Linked DNA regions of Homo sapiens: region 1 is linked to region 2. A link is a loop called in an ENCODE intact Hi-C map of the cell type or tissue named here. Cell type or tissue: heart left ventricle. All regions are shown on one strand. Links, peaks and the distances in the headings refer to the core of each region. The heading gives the core; the rest is flanking DNA.

What was found. Hi-C counts contacts between places; a loop is a spot of excess contacts. Peaks named below come from ENCODE experiments on the same cell type or tissue, not always from the same donor. Only the 100,000 strongest peaks of a DNase experiment are listed, where the experiment ranks them.
Region 1: it touches region 2 in a loop (1.9-fold over the local background); 1 of 110 quality-filtered maps calls a loop at or near these places.

The regions. Positions count from the first base shown.
Region 1 is chr3:64,648,482-64,655,421 of GRCh38, forward strand. ADAMTS9 (ADAM metallopeptidase with thrombospondin type 1 motif 9) reads right to left here. Exons shown (of 40, transcript NM_182920.2): 7 at 6,091-6,131; 8 at 5,872-5,977; 9 at 2,536-2,682; 10 at 1,156-1,297. Among named protein-coding and RNA genes, the nearest start is that of ADAMTS9-AS2, 33 kb to the right of the region's middle. In heart left ventricle, for the core only: a CTCF peak has its summit at 2,982; no DNase peak of the experiment used is centred there; H3K27ac peaks cover 1,525 bases.
Region 2 is chr3:64,581,428-64,588,367 of GRCh38, forward strand. All of the region lies in intron 28 of ADAMTS9 (ADAM metallopeptidase with thrombospondin type 1 motif 9), which reads right to left. It overlaps ADAMTS9-AS1 (ADAMTS9 antisense RNA 1), which reads left to right. Exons shown (of 2, transcript NR_110151.1): 2 at 5,390-6,940. Among named protein-coding and RNA genes, the nearest start is that of ADAMTS9-AS1, 24 kb to the left of the region's middle. In heart left ventricle, for the core only: no CTCF peak of the experiment used is centred there; no DNase peak of the experiment used is centred there.

The DNA.
Region 1 (6,940 bases), core at 1,042-6,041, 67 kb after region 2:
TCCTCCTCTAAACACTCTGTTTTTTAGATCTATTCCATTTGCTATATTTAGCTCTATTTCAGGGCACAATTTTAAAAGATTTTTTATCTTTCCTAATTATTAAAATAAACCACACTTATAGTAGAAAAGTTGCACAAGTATTAAAAGTTTATTTTTTTAAATAGAAAAAGTTTCAAACTACCCAGTCTTTTCTGTAGCTTTTTCTCCCCTTTTAGAGTTGAGATCATACTTCATAAAATTGTTTATCTTGTTATCTTAACTTAAAATTATAGCAGGAGCATGTTCCCAGATGTAGATCATTTTCAATTGCTATAAAAGGGAGACCCTATAATTTGTTTAACCTTTCTTTTGCTTGGCATTTCAATGACTCCTAATTTTTCCTATCATGAATAACACAAAAACAAATATTGCCATGAATCAAGTTTACTCAAAATTTTGTTATTATTTCCATGGAATACTATTGTACTTCTCAATTCACCAGGCAATCTCTGAAGACACTCCCAGCAAAAGAAACACACATACGCCACCCCAAAGAGACAGAATGGGCCACCCCATAGAAACACAGCTCTGCTCATCTGTAACCGGATAACTGCTAGATGTTATCACTGGCCCAAACATCCACAACACATGCAGCAAAACTATCACACAGCCACCCCAGCTGAGGCCCCACCAGAAATGATTTCAAGCCCCAGGTGGTCACAGGATGCTACCTTGACAAGCTAAAACACAGAAACATGTTTGTCTCATGAATTAGCTCTTCTGAATCTAGAAGAGTCCCTATAATTTAGGTCACCTGGACAAGTCGAAGGGCATTAAAGGCAACAAGGAGAGAAAAAAGCTGAGCTCTGTAATTCCCAACTCCGTAACCTTGCTGCCTCTGAGCCTCACTTTCACTTGTAAAATGAAAGTGATGATGGCATCTTCCTTTTGGACTGTCACGAGGATGAAATGAGAAAGTGCAGGTAAAGCACTATTTAACACTGAGCAGCAGTACTGTTGTGTCATCCTCATAATTATTATGATCACTAATATGCAATTTTACTCTCAGCTTTTCCTTGGGTAGTTTATAGTCGAGTTAGAATGCAATGGAAAACTATGAATAAAAAGAAGTGCAGAATCAGTAGATGAGGGCAGAAGTGGCCCTCCTACACTTACCATATATGGGCACACCTGAGAACCTGGTCCAAAAATCAATTCACATTGTTTATTCACGTTGTAAAGGATGCCTGGCAGTTGGACAGGCAAAGGGTAGGGTCTGGATTCAGGTTCGTTAAGCAAACACTCGCCATAACCAGTGCTACGGAAACACACAGAAACACACAGATGGTGAGAACGGTGGCTGTCAAGGTCTCCCCCAGGTAACAGTAAAGGCCACCCCACCATTGTAATGGTAGAGAGGACAGTTACTTTTTAACATGTGCTTTATTCTTTACATCCAAGATTAAATCCAGATGCTGAAGTTACATTTTTGCTGTTTACTTTGTAGAACCACATGCAATGAATACAACATAGCCAGTAGGAAATATACACCTGTTACAACGTTGATCACACTTCACAGCAATTATCTGTTTATGTTTGACTATCTTTCCCAATAGACTGTAAGCTTTCTAAGGGCAAAGATAGTGTCTTTTTCATCAAAGCACAGGGCCCTGTCCATGACAACAGGTGATTAGTAAATGTTTGCTGAAGGGATGCGTGAGCGAATCAATGACTCATAGAAAGAAAACACCTTACACCATCTGGTTAAAAAGAACAACAGCAACCCTCTGGTTCTTTCCGTTTTCAGCAAACACCTCTCCCGGAAAATTCACACCCGTTGAGTTCTGATTGATAAAGCCTCCTCTTCCCCGTGGTTGCAGAAATATACACCCAGTGACTCTGGGACAATCACTTAACCTTTCATACTTCTGAGCGAGAAGAGCAATAAATCTGTGACACAGGGGCATTGTATAATGTAATTGGATCTTTGAGCAGCCTAGCAGGAAGCTTAAAAAACAAAACAAGAAAAGAAAGGAAATGGGAAAAAAGAGAAAAGGGAGAGGGAAGAGGGGGAGAGGAAGAGTGACGCAGAGAGAGAATGTCCTCAACTCAACAATGTGGGAGCTGCTGTAATTTCCACTCATCCACGGAATCTGCTTTGGGATCATCTCACTACCCCACCCCTTTTCAGGCCCAAATTACTAAATTAGAAGTGCATAAATACCTGTGGCCTTCATTAAGAAATCACATTCATAGTCCCTCTCCCAATGTCTGAACAAATCTCAAAACTTTACCCAAAATGAAGCAACATTTCCACATCCTCTTTAAGACTCCAACCTTTTCTTTAGCTCAGTCTGTAATCTTCTAAACTCTGTCAAGGATATGAACTACACAGATGTCAGAGAGCTTTTTTTTTTTTTTTTTGCCTTCTCCAAGGAATGTCAACAAAAATAACTCAAAAGGAATGTTTGACTTCATATTGTCTTTCCCACAATTAGTTCACTACATGTAGGCCAGGCACTAGAAGTTTGTGCTAAAAGAATGTTCAAGTCTTACTCTAAAAACTCAGTGATATATTTTCGACTACACTTTGACCACATCCAGGGGTTGGTGTAGAAGTTCAGTGTTGGAGCCATGACATGCTGGGGACTCTTAACTCCTTCTTCTTTACATTTGTTGTTGTCATCATGAGGCATGTTAAACCTAAAGCCAATGAGACAATGATGAGAATGTCAATAAACACCAAGGGATCATGCTGTTCTAATTGCTTCAGGAATGCAACTATCTAAGAGAAAAAAATTTAACTTCATTTTGGATAAGAACCTGAACCCTGGTAAGCAGAATAAAATGTAAGACAATTCAAGATAGAGTGTAGATTAAAACATAATTCTCACCCAACTTAATACGAAGTGTAAAGGCATAAAATGTATTTTAAAAGATGCAGGCTGGCCCATGTATTTGGTTTAAGTGTACTTTTAGGAATTGCAGAGGCTCTGAATATGCTGTAGTTGGTGCTAGAATACAGTAGTTGGAATTCCTAATAAGCTGTTAAAGGGCAATTTATAGAGTCAAGAATTTGGCAGCTTATGATAACGTGAATATAAAGAGTCAGGGAAGTGTCAAAAACTGAAGCCAAGAGCTTTCTAATAAGAGGCTCACTATGGGTCTTGGCATCTTCCCCTTTTTGGATCAGGGTGACAAATTATATACCTGCGTAGGTATATCATTCTAAAGGCATGCAAAGTTTGTGCACAATAAAACCCATGAAAGGTAGTGGTATGCATGGAAACCAGAAGCATGCCAATTCTACTGGCATAACTCAGAGATGGCAAATAGTTTCATGCTTCATGCCAGCACCAATTGATTGGTACTGGCTTCCTGAAAAGCCAGGCACAAAAGGGTTCTTAAATTAATCCAGGTTCCGCCTGTGAGAAGGCTATGAAGGATTGCCAACGTCCTTATGGGCCTGGAAGGGAATGCAGCAGCATGAACACATATTTGCCATTCTTGGCTTAGCCAGCAGGAGTGGAAAAAAAATAGGAAGTATTTCCTAAATCCAGAAACACCAATTCTGTGACCCACATGCCATTCTCAGCTCAGGCAATTATCTACTGGGTGACAACCTCAGAAGGGTCACCTTCCCTCTCTCTGGATGACTATCCCCAATGCATGTAATTAATTTAGCATTGAGAGAGAAATTCCCTTCACTAGTTCATCTTGATTACAGAAATAAGTGAGTCAGACAGAAGCACATAGACTTGCATCATATAAAAGTTGGAATAAAAGCCTATGGAGTCTATTCCATTAATTTATCACATTTTCCCTTTTTCTTTAAAGTTTATGCCTCTTAATACTTGCCAATAGAGACAGAAAAACTCGATCTTAGTTGAACTTAGAAATAGTTCTTAAAACATGAGACTCCTATGCTTAAGAATCTATTTTCTTAAAAGAACGAATGCCTTGGTTTCCAGTTCCCTGATGCATAATCAATGCAATACCTGCATCAACAAACTTAAAACAAGCAAGGCATTCAAATCTTAGTGGTTTCTTTATAGTGGTGTTTATTTCCCATCCCCAGATGAGGTTTATTCCCCACTCCCACAATTACTTGATAAAGTCAAGTTTATTACCTCATGTAAATAAGCTGAAAATTTATTTTCATTCAAATGTTACTCACATTTGCTCACTGCAGGAGTTAAATAATAATAAATGCTTATTGGACGCTTACGAACGATAATAACCACAACTTTTCAGCATTCACAATGCACCAGAAAATGTGCTAAATGCTTTAGATGCCTTATTTCATTTAATCACTTATTTTACCCAATGAATAGTACAGGTTGAACATCCCTAATCTCAAAACCCCAAATCCAAAATCCTCCAAGACCCAAAACTTTTTGAGTGCTAACCTGACACCAGTGGAAAATTCCACACATAAATGTGTAACACAAACTTTGTTTCATGCATAAAATTATTTAAAAATATCATATAAAATTACCTCTAGGCTATGTGCATAAGGTATACATGAAACATAAATTCCTTGCTTAAACTTGAGTCCCATCCCCAAGATATCTCATTATGGATATGCAAATATTGCAAAAATCTGAGACAATCCAAAATCCAAAACACTTCTGGTCCCAAGCATTTGGGTAAGGAATTCTACACCTGTACTGTTATTATCTGCATTTTGCAGATGAGAAAACTGAGCCACAGAGAGCTTTAATTACTTGATCAAGTCCCACCGCCACTAAGCTGGGGAAGCTGGAATGGGAATTCTCTTCAAGGCTTCCTTGAGTTTCACAAAAGTGCCTCAGAAACCACGAGGATAGAGACGATGCTGACTAAGCAGGTTGGGCCTGCCACAAATGCTTAATGGAAAGCCAGACCTCTTTTATGTTCTAAATATGAGGCATTTGACTGTATTTCCTCTGGAGAAAAGAAAAGGGGTGTGCTCTTAATATATGTTTGAAAGGTACTAGTTTAAAAATATACCTGTTATATATTGAGCTAAATTGGAGACACCTGTGTATATGCATCTCCCTCTGTGCCTCGTACACTACACTGCACATAGGGGACCTTAAATGTATGAATGAAAATCTTGTTTAATAAATGATGTTAGCTCTAAGTAAAGTTACCATCTGCCACACAAATTGATCTATTAATATCCTTTCAGAAAATTATTTCGAAATAGATAGTATAAGTAATTTAATCATCCTAGAAAGAAAATAATGCAGATCAAAACTCAGAATAATTTCTAGTCAATTTGCAGTGTTTTGCCCCATGTTCTAACCGTGCTCTATCTCTAAAAAACAAAAGGGAAAGGCCATTTCATAACGGCCACTTAGTGACCATAATTAGGAAATGATTCCTTCTTTCTATCTTTGTTCATTCTCTTTCCTGAAAAAAGGGATACTACTGTTCCCAGTGCTAAATATCAGAATTAGAGCAGTGTATAACTAGAATCGGGAATGGTCTGGATTTGTAAAAATCTTGGGGGCCACAGTAATGGTGGGGGACCCTCCTAGACAAAGGTGTTAAATCAGGAAAGTTCTCTAGGCTAATATATCCTCTGCTTCAGTAGAAGGAATGGAAAGACCCCATTTCTCCAGTTCCCAGTAGGAAGGGAGAATATTAGACCTTGTGTATTAAACTTGAGCAGTTAAACTGAAGATACACACAAGCTATGACTAAAGAGAGTGCACTGCATTTACTCAACTTTTGGAAGTCAAAGTCATTTCACCTAATTAGGTTCAAAGCTCTTCAACCCTGCAACTCTACTATGACTCGGGAAGTCTCTTACACACTCGAAAGTCAAGTAAATGCTCACTGATGCGAAGGAATAAAAGGTTTAGGTCACTCCAAATTAAATGAAATTACTGAAAGGTAACTCACACATGGCCCAGCTCATGGGCGATCGTAAAAGCTGTACTCAATCCACTATCTTCACTAATAGAACAGCTTCTATAGGGATCACAAATGGTTCCCAGTTCAGCCAGGCCTATTAGAAGGAAAAAAACCAACAAGGATTTACTCTAAAAAGCAACTGTGGCTTGAAATACAAACATGTAGTAAAACGGTTTTAGCCATAGAAGATACGCACAGAGAACTCACCTAAGGTATCACATTTGTCGTGAGCTCTGCAGATATCCTGTCTGAAAGCAAAGCAGACTTAGGCCTTGATGACATCAAAGAGTAAATGTCAATACAAGTAAATACTTTAGGGTCGTCTAGGCATTCACAACAGTACACACTTTGGGGTGGGGGTTAAAAAAAGCAAATTCATAAGACCAGAGTTTCAAAACTCAAAAAATTTTTGGAATTGTTGATTTAAGAATTATAAACTACTACATTAAGAAGTTTTCTTCTGTGGTCAGGGCGGTCACAGAGCAGTAAGAAATCTCTCCAACCAGGATTTTCCCAATACCCTGGGGTAAATGATTCCAGTTTCGTAAAGACTCTTTGAGAACATTCCTGAGAAGGTGCAAGATACCTTTGTTTTACTTTCATTTAAGAGGACGTGCTCATGACCACAATTGAGATGGCAGGAGGTGGGAGGCACAATTAAGCCAGCACGCGTCTTTGTTGCTACAGTGTTTTAACATTTTGAGATAGTAGCTACCATAGAAAACTTGGGAGGTTTCACATTTTTAAAAAATTCATTTTTCTGGCTTTTGCAAAATCACAAAAGCTGGCAACACTGAACTCATATACTACATGGCAACGCCAGGTCCATCTGAACAGCAGCTGCCCTTGCCTGTTATATAAGGCATGTATTTTCAGGTCTGCCTAACACATTTATTCCTCACTTGGTATCTATAGGTTCGTGGTTCTCAACCAAGGTGATTCTGCCCTCCCCACGGGGGGCAGTGGCAATGTCTGGAGACATTGCTGGTTGTCACACCTGAGGGGAGGGAGTACTACTAATACGTAGTGAGCAGAGGCCAGGGATGCTGTTAAACAT
Region 2 (6,940 bases), core at 1,251-6,250:
AATTTTTGTATTTTTGGTAGAGATGGGATTTCACCACGTTGCCAAGGCTGGTCTCGAACTCCTGGGCTCAAGCAAACCACCTGCCTTGGGCTTCCCAAAGTGAGTCACCATGCCTGGCCAAGATTTCTCATTTTTTAGGGATTCTTTCCTAGGCAAAACATTTGCATGTGCTCAATTTATAGCCTAGAATTACCGGTAAGATTACAGTTAGGCAAAAGTCAAAATTCAATTTCTAATTTTAAAGGGCTTTTCACATAGCCAATTGGTAATTTAAGGTTCCAATTAATTCTGAAAGACAGCATCCACTTCCCTTATGGAAAACCAAGATCTCTTCCACATTGGGCACCAGTGCATAAGTCTGTTCTTTAATACATATTTCTGTGGTCTTCCATCAAATAAAGTTTGAACATTGCAGGGAAAATCCAATGTTTCATTAGAGTGTAGGTCCCACCATAAAATTTCTGAGGTTGATGACAGTCTCTTGGGTTTATTTTCTTTGCCTTTCCTCTACCAATAGATTTCTTCTCCAGTCTCAAAGCTTTGGAGTCACTACTAGTGTTTATGGCCATTGTTAATGACCTTTTTAAAGGAAAAGAATTGAGATTGATTTTCCTTCTGGGACCAAGACATATCATCTAAAATGTTTTCTGACCCTCTGATCTCAGAGTTGTACCTGCCGTTTTGAGTGTGTTTGTGTGGCATGGGGGTTGGGGTTGGGAAATATATAGCATTTGCCATCTGCTAGAGGAGCAAAGATTTGCAGAGTGGAAAAGAGGAGGTGCGAGGAGGTAGAACTGCAGAAACTTGCTTCCCCAGAAGTTCATGTATAGGAAAGCCAAGTTAATGCCACATATTTGGAAAAGGTGATCCCCTATGTATAGTTTTCTCTGATAGGTTTTTTAAAAACCCAGACAAAGTGGAAATGTCTGACTATGAAAACTTGGTGATCTCTACAATATAAGGATTTCACTTCCCTTTGAGGAGGAAGGGAATGATTTTATAACCTCAGACTTCTCTGACTTAACAAATAGGGACTTAGTATCAAATATGTCTGGTAAATGCTGATGTTCTACCTCTCTAATGCCCATAGGAATATGGAAAGAGAAATTCTGCTGTGAGAAATTCATAGAACTACCTGGCAGAAAAGGAAGGGTGATATTGCCTCCCAGGGAACATTTGGCAACGTCTGAAGATATTTTTCACTGTCACAACCGAGGGGGTATGCTATTGGCATCCAGTAGGTAGAGGTCAAGGATGCTGATAAGCATCTACAATGTCCCAAACAGTCCCTACAACAAAAAATTATCTGGCCCCAAATATGAATAGTGCCAAGGTTGGGAAACCCTTCTTCATACCTATTCACAATCCATGGAACACTTTATGTACTGCTGTCTTAGTCCCTAATCAGAAATTATCAGGTAAAATGCTCACTAGAATTAATCCTACTTCCAGAAGAGTTCTCAAAAGAGAAACCTATATACTCAACTCTGATGCTCAAGTCTGACCAATCCCTAGATACTGCTGACCTATTCATATATTCATATTCTATCACTGATATGGGAAGCTCTGTTTGAAACATAAACTTAAAAAGGAATCTCTATATATGAACTATCAGTGCTATCAGACAATGCTAACATTATGAACATGATGAGGATATAACCCTTGTTTTCTTAGAAATGCCCACCCACATTTATGCTGTTTTTAGTTTATTACTCTTGTCAAAGTTGCCATGCAGAATGTCTGTTGGTCAGTTGGGCACATCTGCACACATTTACAATATCTGCCACCTCTTTTAACCCTCAACCCCGCCCCACAAAATGAGTGATGGTGCTTGTTGATTTGCAGATTCACAGTCTGGTGAGACAAGTTTGAGATCTCATATTTTCAGCTCATCCTTGAAAACCTTTCTTCGATTTGACTGACCTTGATGGCTCCCTGGAATCTCACCTACATTTTATGGGAAATTCAACTCTCCAGAGAGAAGAGCTTTCAGATAGCTGCGGGACTTGCAACTGTGACTTTCAGCTTTCGCTTTTGAATGAGGCTCCAAATGTCTCAATGGTGGCACTATTTCCAGATTTGGGGTAAGCCAATTCTTTGTTGTTGGGGTTGTGCTGTGCATTGTAGACTATTAAGCAGCATTCCTGGCCTCTACCCACTAGATGCCCATAGCACCTGCATCCCCATTGTAACAACCAAAACTGTCTCCAGACATTGCCAAATGTCCACCGCAGGCTAAAATCACCTCCCAATTGAGAACTATTGAATTATACTAAGGTTCTCAGAAAGTCCTTCAGCAAGTTCTCAAAACTGAATTGATTCAAATTGACTTGGTGAGGTCAGGGCACACAGAGATTCTTTGTTGATGGGAGTTGTAAAGGGCCTGCTGAACATCCGCTCAATGAAGTCAGGGGCTCCAGCTAAAAGGGTTAGGAAGCCCCCATCTATAGAAAACGTGCCGTGTACAACGTGAAATCAATTCCCATGCACAACAATGAAGATCCCAATTACAATGAACAAACACGTTCTTCTGAACAGAACTTCCTCCCTGACATTATGTCCATGACCCTGCACCCTGCGGGGGGCTCGGATATGTTACGTCTGATTCAAAGACAACCAAAAAGAAGGAAATAATGATTTCACCAAGAAAGGACACATACCAAGGCAGGAATAGGTAAGTGGGCTAGGTGGGGCTTTTATTAATCTCAAGGAAAACAAACAGCACACATTTTTGGGAAAATGCTTTCATTTTCAAAGGAATCTGGATGTGGACTGGATAGCAGTCGATTAAGAAAAGGCAGAGTCTGCATATGGCCAGATATTTACTGGAATTTACTAGGAAGAGATGCAATAAAAGTCTAGATTCCCCTGGGAAAAGGGAAGCAAAAAAAATGCACCATTCTCAGAGGCCTTTCAGTTTAGCTGCATGGGTGGGATGGGGAGGAGGGAGGAGGAGAGAAGGCTTAGGAAAGAGAAAATCATGGGAAAAGGCCAATAAAAAAGTAGGAAAGATTCTGTTTCTGCTGAGCTCTGCCACACCCCACTCCCTTTTTTATCACATTACAGTGCAAATCTCAGATTAAAAACAGCTTCCTAGAATGTGTCAGAATTTTTAAAGTTGTGAAATAAATCCAGATCTACTCTTTACTTCCTTGTGAAGGAAAAAACACACTCTGAATACATTTGTTTCTTTAAGAAATTTTATAAAGTAACTTATTTTGAAAATTTTCCAACTTATAGAAAGATTGCAAGAACATCATAAAGATCTCCCTTATCCCCTCATCCTGAGTCCCCAATTGCCAACATTTCACCACATTTGCTCCCCCCATCTCTCTCTCTATATGCTATTATTATTTTGTCTTTCCCTGAAAAATTTGAGAGTAATTTAGAGACATAACATCCCATCATCTCTAAAACTCTTTTTTCCTCAAATCAAGGACACTCTTTTATGTAAATACCGTACAACTCTCTAAGTCAGGATATCATCATTATTAATACAACAGCACTAAATAATCCTATGCCTTTCTTTTTAATGATTCCCTTCTACCAGTTAGCTCTTTACTTCCATATTTCTGGGCTAATGTAATAAGGAGTTCAGCACCTGAGTAGCTGAGCTCATTCATTCATTTCAACATTGTTTATAGTATGCCTAGTTTGAGAGAGGCACCCAGTTTGAACTGTGGGTTTCATTAGGCAGAAGGAAATTCAGGTATGGGGCAATTAAATAAATGATTGGGGAAACAGGTTTTTCACTTAAAATGTGTTGGCTCTGTCTATATTTCTTCCTCTGTCCTAGCTAAGAAAAAGGAAGCAAACACAGTCTGCTTTTTCCCTGTTGTATTTCCCTCTGTTCATCTTACCAAGTTCCCAAGCGTAACTGTTTTATTATTCACCTGCCACATGGACTAAGGAATACAGAGGTAGTTGTGAGAATGAGGGGTGATGAGAGGAAGAGGATGCAAGAACAGGGTTCAAGGTGGTTGACTGTCTTACCAATGGGAATGAATAAGACAGCTTTGCTAAAAGAAGAGTTCAGCTCCTATAGCTTAATTTTAGCTCAATAAATAGTTTGGAAGACGTTCCAATGCATTGAATATGCTTTATTTCAACCAGAGAGTTACGGTGAGATCACATTTTAGTAAATTTTACCATTTTTCATAATTCACTTGTAAGTGCTACAGCATCTTACCTTCTGCAAGGAACCTCATCACCATGAACAGATGTAAAGTCACCTGACTGGCTCTAATAAAATCTATCATCCTGACTATCTATATATCTACTAAATAAAGAAAATACCTCAAGTTATTCCATTTCTACTAAAAATGCCAGAGATAGCACCCAATATGTGCTTAATACTGGTTGCTTTTTTCTTAAAATCTTCTGAAAACCCCAAATCTTGCTCTTTTACTTGGTTTGAGACAATTTTCTTATATTCATTCCTGATTTTCTTTGCTTATCCCCTAAGCAAAACTTGTAAATGGCTCAATTAGCTTCAGAACATTTCAAATATTAATAGTTACACTCTGGGATAACATAAAATCCTACATTGTAGACATACCCTTTCCACTCATGTTACATTTTACCATTTCATCAACTAAACAATGAGATGAGGGGATTATATCTTGGCTTAAACCACTAGCTTAAAATTCAGAAAATCCTAAATTCAAATCCTGGTTCAGCCACTTCCCAGCAGTGAGACCTAGAGACCACTACTGAGCAGTGAGATCAACTAAGCAACTTCTCTGATGGTGCTGACTTCATCATGTAGAGAGGATTAAGTTAGACAAACGTGGGTGAATTGTTTAGCATAATTCTGAGCACAAAGTAAATGTTCCAAAATGTAAGTGGTTGTTATAATAAAAAAAAAATCAAAGTCCTCCCTATAATTATGGGAGGAAACACATTGTGTGACAAATTAAGTGGGGAAAAAAATCTGCTCCTTTGTGGATAACTGAAGCTATCAATTCATTCACTGTCTGAGATATTTCAGAAGAAAATGGCTTAGGGAGAATCATTTGAACTATTTCTCATTTTAGTGCATAGTCAACCTGAGAGTGAGCATAGTAGATTAATCAGTGCTTCTAAAAACAGACCATCTGTCAGATTATAATTTAATTCAGGATGTTGCCCTAAACGGGGGGAAAACACTCTATCTGGCCACTGAGGAAGAGAACTGATGGCAATTATCAGTCAATTTGCAGTCAATGTTGTTGCATAAGTTTAAATTTCTTGGGGCCCTCAGTATAGAGTAAAAATGTAAATGAATAAGAGGTTTTTTTCTTTTTGACACTGTAGACATTAAGTTTTGCAAAATTAAATGACTACATTTACAGTCATGGAGGAGAGACATTGCCTCAACTCGGTTTCTTCTGATGTGTCTTTGAAACAGAGCCCTGCAAAGCTAATCTGCTCAACCTTCACCTACTGGGTTCAATGAATATGAAAAGCTGCCTTCCTGAAACTTTTCCTTCAAAGAGGGAATGATCTCCTGGAATTCAAGCTTCTACAAGGTGGCTACCTGGTGTTTTCCACTTTTGCCGTCTCCTAAAAAGCATCATTCAAGCCTTGCCCTTTCAACCCACTGAACACATAAACATGCTTTCTCCTTAACTGAACTTATGGCCACGATGAACTTGAACTCTGAGATTCACAGAGGAGAGTTTGTTTTAACAGCTGCTTTTACAATGAAGCCCTGGAGTTACTACTCTCAAGACCCCTGGTTCTGATAGGCCATCTTTTCACTGTCCTCTGCATTTTCTAATGCCCAGCTGTCAAGGAACACCCACTGAAGTTTTCCAAAACAAAGGCACGAAACACAAGAAAGGCAAGAGAATGCTAATCACCAGATGCATGGGCATCCTATGGGGGAACCCCTTACATGTGGAATACGGTTTTTCTCCCCAATTTATTTTTATAAATTTATTGATTTCTTTGCTAGTTTGTTATTAATTGTTAGAGATGTCCTGTTGCCTGAGGTTGCCCTGTCCGATATGGTAGCCACCAGCGACAGGTAGCTATTTAGAGTAATTTAAAAATTACATTAAAAATGCAGTTTCCTTGTCACTTAACCATGTTTCAAGTGCTCAGTATTAACCACATGTGACTAGTGGCTTCCATAAAGGAAGGCAAAAATAGAGAACATTTACATCGCTGCAGAAAGCTACTAGATTTTTTTGGCCAAGGCATAAGCTCTTTCTCATAAGAGAAAGGGGATGCAGATCTTGCTAAGAGTGATGGATTTCTGGGTTCAGCCTACATGAGTCATCTTCCATACTACCCCTGGACATGCTTTCCTTGGCTGCCAATTTTCTATTTTATAAATTTCAGGAAAGAGAGATTATGGTTGTTAAAACCATTCATGACAATGATCCCACTTTAGAGAAAACAACAGCAACAAGCAAAGAAGATGGTGTGGAGATCCGCACATTCCACATCTTTTAATTGGTACCCATTAAATAACAAAGGGAAAAAGTACCCTCAGACCACAACTCTCCACCTTGTGTGGAGGCCAAGGACCCAGCAGGGAGAAGGCAGAAGATTAGGTTCTCCACTCATCCTGGCTCTCAGACCACTGAACTCACATTTGGGTTCTAATGGAATGGTGATTGGAAGCATATTCTCCAATAGGAGGTTTTTAAAAGTTCTGTGCCATCAGCCAGGCAGCATCTGTCATTTAAAATGACTGGCCAGTTGCACGTTTAAAAGCAAAGATAAAATTGCTAATTTATACTTACTGAATAAACATCAGCAGTATCCATGAAGGTACCTACCCTAATAGCAAGTTGTATTTTTATTTTTATGGTGGTGGCGAAGCTGCCAGGAAAACCAAAGCATCAGTTCTTTAATTACATTTGTTTAGTATTGATTTAATACTAAAATTTCTCTTGCTCCCTTAGAACAAAGAGCTCTAACTTGTACACTGCTGTATCCTTAGCACCTG